2 separate regions of the Homo sapiens genome follow, and region 1 is linked to region 2. A link is an interaction called in ENCODE POLR2A ChIA-PET data of the cell type or tissue named here. Cell type or tissue: CD4-positive, alpha-beta T cell. All regions are shown on one strand. Links, peaks and the distances in the headings refer to the core of each region. The heading gives the core; the rest is flanking DNA. Region 1 overlaps UTRN (utrophin). Region 2 overlaps UTRN (utrophin).

What was found. ChIA-PET counts read pairs that join two places held together with the same protein. Peaks named below come from ENCODE experiments on the same cell type or tissue, not always from the same donor. Only the 100,000 strongest peaks of a DNase experiment are listed, where the experiment ranks them.
Region 1: POLR2A ChIA-PET joins it to region 2 with 8 read pairs; 2 of 35 experiments call an interaction of 5 or more read pairs at or near these places.

The regions. Positions count from the first base shown.
Region 1 is chr6:144,589,372-144,592,290 of GRCh38, reverse strand. All of the region lies in intron 51 of UTRN (utrophin), which reads right to left. Among named protein-coding and RNA genes, the nearest start is that of SNORA98, 190 kb to the right of the region's middle. In CD4-positive, alpha-beta T cell, for the core only: no CTCF peak of the experiment used is centred there; DNase peaks (open chromatin) are centred at 1,070 and 1,560.
Region 2 is chr6:144,845,625-144,848,543 of GRCh38, reverse strand. UTRN (utrophin) reads right to left here. Exons shown (of 75, transcript NM_007124.3): 74 at 1,717-1,739. Among named protein-coding and RNA genes, the nearest start is that of TRQ-TTG4-1, 340 kb to the left of the region's middle. In CD4-positive, alpha-beta T cell, for the core only: no CTCF peak of the experiment used is centred there; no DNase peak of the experiment used is centred there.

The sequences.
Region 1 (2,919 bases), core at 216-2,715, 260 kb after region 2:
GGATGCACTTAATGATGTATAAGGATCATAGAATTATTTATCATGAGAACATTGGTAACAACCTAGTTACCTAACCATAGTGGGTTCCCTGAATAAATTATGGTGCAGCCACTCAATAGAATTTTATTTACATTGTTTTAAAAAAGTCACAATATAAGACATAAAAAAAGCATTCATGACCTACAAAGCATTCACGATGTGTAAAGTGTAAAAGGAAGGCTATAAAATCCTAGAATAAAGCTACAGAGCAAATTGCATTTCCCGTACTTCTATATTACAACCACCCTAGCCTGCAGGATGCCAGGGTAGGTGCAGCTACACTCTAGACTTTTAAAATTCTGAACCCAGAGTAAATACACAATCAGATAATGTTTTCAACTAAAAAAGTTCCCCCTTTTCTCTACCTCTTTAACTCTTGCAACATTTACCCTGAAGAAAAAGGAAAATTCTTCATTTTATAAAATTTTTGAGCCAAGAATCAAGAACTTTTTTTTTCCGGCTATAATTAATACTAGATTTATACCAAGAATACTAAATTCGGATTTTGGGGGGTGAGTTTAGACTCAAAACTGATGGCACCAAAAAGCATAATTCTTAAAATGTATACTTTCCAGAAGTACATTTAAAATTCTCAGTATTTCTTTCCATCCTCTACTAAGCAACCATGTTTGTTTTTCCTCCTGTATCACTCACAGTAAAGACGACTTCTTTCCTTTGCTTTGTTTAGTTTCTGGCAATGGAATAGGATTCTTTTTAATATGAGGTTTTATGTCAATCAGCATTATATCAGTTTCTTTGTGGGTTAACTAGATTTTTAGGGGCCATCTCAGAGCCTAATCTATAATCCAGAAAAGGCTTCATAAATTGAGGAGCATCCTACAGGATCTTCTATCACAAGCCCCACTGGTCAAGGGAAGTTTTTTCTTGCATTTCCTCAAGCTGAGACTCAGAGAAAATAACAACCCCAGGGAAAATTTCAAAGATTTATTTTCTCCTTCACTGTTGAAAGCAGGAGTTTATGGCATCTTCGCAGTGGGGTGACCAGGGTGCATCTGAACCCCAGTGAGTCAAAGTCTGCAGGGGCATGAATCCTTTGGAAAAATTCTCTGGGCGACTGTAATGTGAACATCCTTGTTAAGATGTAAGGGTTACTTCAGAGATAAAGATAATGAAGATTATGATGCCATCACCACAACCAAGAGACATGAGACTGTGCTAGGCATGTCAGGTGGATCATCTCATTTGATCCACACTCAATCAAGGTGGGAGAATAATCCTACCAATAGTGGTAACGGTAACAACAGTAGCCAACCCACATAGCAGATATGTGCCAGGCTTTGTTTTTACCATTTTATCAATATTAACTTATTTAACTCCTACAACAACCTTATGTGTGTGTGTGTGTGTGCATGTGCGTGTGTGTGTGTGTGTGTGTGTGTGTGTGTGTAGATTGAGAGAGAGAGAGAGACTAATTCCAACCCTATCTTCTGAAAAGGGAACTGAAACACAGAGATGTGGAAGGATTTGCCAAGGTTACATAACTGGTAAGTGGCAAAGCCAGAACTGTTTGAATTTAGTCTCACGCTAGACTCGTGTGAACGACTAAAATTCCTCAGAACAACATATTTGTACTTCCTTGTTTCCCATGGAAAATGCAACACTGCATTTTACATTTATGCTGCTTAGCACATATCTCTGATGCATGACAGCCATTCAATACATGTTCTTTGAATTAAATTTTTTAAAAATATATACATATTTCTTATTTTAAACAACTCAGTCTGTTAAGTTAGTTGACTCCTTTCAGTTTCTTTCTTAGGGAGCTATTATGTCCTTTTAAATATAATGATAAAAAACTACATGTGGGTATGGAGAACTGGGTTCAATGAACACATAATTTAACGTTTGTACTGTTAAGAATCAAACCAAATTAAGTTATAAATCAAAAACCAGAACCAACTATTTTAATATGGATGGAAATGACCCAATCCATCTTTCTTATCAAAGTGCAAAATGAACTCATTTTTAAAAATCTTTATTTCCTTAACATTATATAGCCAATACTTGAACATCGAACATCGAAATAGTTTTGAAAAGAATATATTTCCTTACTTTTAAACTTCTAGGAAAACAAGTACATAGCCACCTGCTCAAAACTGTCAGGAACTTTGGAAGGCCGAGGCAGGCAGATTGCTTGAGCTCAGGAGTTTGAGACCAGCCGGCGCAACATAGTGAGGCCCTGTCTCCACAAAAAAAATACAAAAAAATTAGCCCGGTGTGGTGGCATGCACAGTAGCTGTGATCCCAGCTACTCGAGAGGCTGAGGCGGGAGGATAGCTTGAGCCCAGGAGGTCAAGGCTGCAGTGAGCCATGATAGCACCACTGTACTCCAGCCTGTGTGACAGAGACCCTGTCTCAAAAAAAGAAAAAAAAAAAGCTGTCAGCAATAAAACATCCATTATAGACTATCTCTGTTTCCTTATGTCCAAAATGAAATGGTTGAATCAGATGATTTCCAACATCTCCTCATTCTCCAGAATTCCATGTTTTAAAGGAACATGGAATGTTCTCATGCTCCAGCTCATGTTTTAAAGGAGACTGCAGGTGAAATTTCTTTAGACAAGGAAATGCATATGGAAATAATTCAGAACAAAACAATATCTATTACTTAGTTAATGTAATCTCTCTTTCTATATCTTCTATACTGAGTGACCCATTTTATCCCAATATAATTCCAAAAATTCTCTATCTAAAATTACAGGTAGAGAGACACTGGCTATTGAAGCAGAAAATCTATGTTGAACACAAGCTGCACCGCATACTAGCTGAGCAACTAACTACTGGCATGTTCCTTCACTTGCTGACTTGCAAAACAAATTTCTTTCCTATCTATCTCTTAAGGACACAAGATAATATAAT
Region 2 (2,919 bases), core at 218-2,717:
TTGACAATAGGATCCATTGATCCTCCCATCTTTATTTCTGTCTCCCACACTGGACATTTCCTCATTCCTTTCACTACTGAGCTTAAGCATCTGGTTCAATCATTATAATCACTTCTTTGCCTCTTCCCTTGAATCACTGTACTCACTTTGTCAAACCCCAACTTCAACTTTTTAAATGCCAATACTCAGCCCATTCTGGTGCCTGTGCTCATGAACGTGAATATGCCTAGAGGGCAACTTACAACCCTGCAGAATGGCCTCATGTTAAATTCATGAGTGGCACCTTTAATGCTGCTTATAGTCACACTCTATTTCCCAGGCCATCTGCTCTTCTATTCTCCAAGAAGCTATCACACATCCTCCAGTCTCTCCTCGCACTTCTGACACCTCCTCCCCAACCTCACTCCCTGCTAAAGTCCCGGCTTCCAATTCACTTAGACAACAGAAGCAAGCAGGAGAGAACACCCACAGCTCACCACACCCCTAGCCTACTTCACATACCCTTGTCTTTTAGTTAAGATCCCAGCCTCTCTTGCCAATAAGACAATCATTCAGAAGGCTCATTGTTTCAAAAAGATTAGTAAACAAGTTCATGAAAGAAAATGTTCTCCAAAGCTGCTGTGGCTTTGTGGCACATTATTACTAAAAGTATGTGATAAGAAAATGTGAATGGAAAACAAAATCTCAGGATCCCTAACTCACTATGCTAAAGGGAAAAATTAAAAGTGGGAACTGAGTCACACAAAAACTACCTTCCTAAGCAGCTACTTGCAAAGATAGAAGGCCAGTGACCTCCCTCACAAATTGCTCACAAGGAAATTTCTAAGGGTCCCCAAATCTTTACCCTAAAACAGAGTTTTGTTGAATTTCACCCTGACAATGTGAATTAACAGCTTATCTTTACAGGACAAAGGCAGGACTAGAAGTCATCTCTCCTCCCACCCTGAGAAAAATGTGTACTTGACTGCTTCTTCTACTCTAGGCATACCTTATCTTAATTATATAAAACGCAGATTTACTGAGCATAAGACAAATGCATAATTGACTGTTCCTCCACCCCCTCCTGCCTGCTCTTTCGTTTCTGTGAAGCCCTCAAAATCCTTTTTGGGAAAAAACAAAAACAAAAAACAAAACAAAACAAAAAAACAAAACAAAACAGGCTACAAATCCTAATGAAATTTATCTCTCTTTTTCCCAGGTGTGTCCTCAACCTTGGCAAAGTAAACCTGTCTCATACACTTTTTGGTTTATAGAAAATACTAAAAGGCATAAGGGTACAGCTGCCAACAGTTCTCAGCAAAATTTTTAAGTAAAAAATTGAAATATTTTCCCCTGCAAAGTAACAAAACCACCTCTGTGGTACCAGTCATTTTTTTTTTAGGTCAATGTTCTGTGATAGCCACCTTAAGTAGACATTTGAGAGAGCAGTGGTGGTCAAATCTATCTAGAGTGACTTTATGTAGCACATAAGATGCCATTAAAAAGCTGTTAGAACACAAAGGATCAAACACATGGTATTTTTGGTATCTGTGGCTTGGGAGCCACCCCCCACTCCCAGACTGACAAACTGTTGTACAGAATCAACTAACATTTAAATGTCAAGTAAGTTTACTTATTTACATGGAGAATAAAGTAGGAATAAAATCAGTCGTGGATAATCTGCTTACTCTAGGTTGGGATCAGTAACATAGAGCCAACCAAGCCATTAACTCTTACCTGTGGCCTGCTGGGAACATTTGCTGAAAGAGAAAACAAAAGAAATCACTTAATGGCAGTCCTGTTACTTTGTTGGTTCCAACTCTCAGGCATGCAAATGCGTGGAAAGTATCACTCTACATAGGGTAATAATAGCCCAGTTGTTAAATGGATGCTAATAGGAAAAACAAGAAACACATTTTTTTTTTCCTGGCTTAATGCTTCAATGAGGGCTAGTTTTCCTGGTTAGTTTCTCATATCCCATGTGATTTAAGATTTAGTGCATACACTAAAGCATTCACTGAGCACTTAGTCTTGCAAAAAATCTCATTTCCTATTTAAATCATACTGTGTATTTGGTTTATGTATCAGAACAGAGCATGTTCTACTTACTTTGCTGAGTACTAATTCTGACCAAGGGACCACTGAAGGCATAAGTCTTTGGTTTCTGCCTCTCTTGACCCACCCTTGACACACCCTGGACCCTAACGCCCAGGAAAATGGTGGCCAAGTACTTGCATCAAGGAAAGTGCTGGCCTAATCCTCAGTGTCCTTCTGGACACTTGGGATAATAATAGTCCCTTGGATGGGCCCAGTTAGGAACAACGGAGAAGTTAGAATATGGCATCTAATTCTCCTTTCCACACAGATAGCTCAATTCCTTTTTGGTTCCAGAGCCCATAACAGTGAAGACGATCTGGCGGGCTTTGCAAGGGCAGCCACTGCCATCTCTTCTCTAAGGCATCTGCTTTTCGTCCCCTCTTTTGCTACATGATCATCTCGTTCTCAATGCTGGGGGGAAAAGAGGAGATCTGTCCCCCAGTAATGGCAACAATCTGTTCTTGGTCAAATAAAAGTTGTCCCTAGTCATCTAGCATGCTGCACTCCTTCCATCTCTCACTGTTCTATGCTGAGTGGGAGAAAGGACATCAGTGACCATGTGCTGTGTGCTGGGAGCTATGTGAGAAAAAAAGAGCAGGCATGAAGAGTACCCTTCCTATAACGTCTGGAGGGAAAGTGTGAGGCCCGGTATTTGGGGGAGAAATCAGGCTAAAAGAAGCCTAGTTCTAACAGATCTGTAAGTTACATCCAGGAGAAAAGAGTGGACCTCCACAGTGTCCAAGGGATAGCTGAGTTGAATTATTATTAAGTACACCATAGGTTTACACACTCTTTTTAAAACAGACAGAGTTATGCTTCTCTTGCAAGTAACAAATATAACAA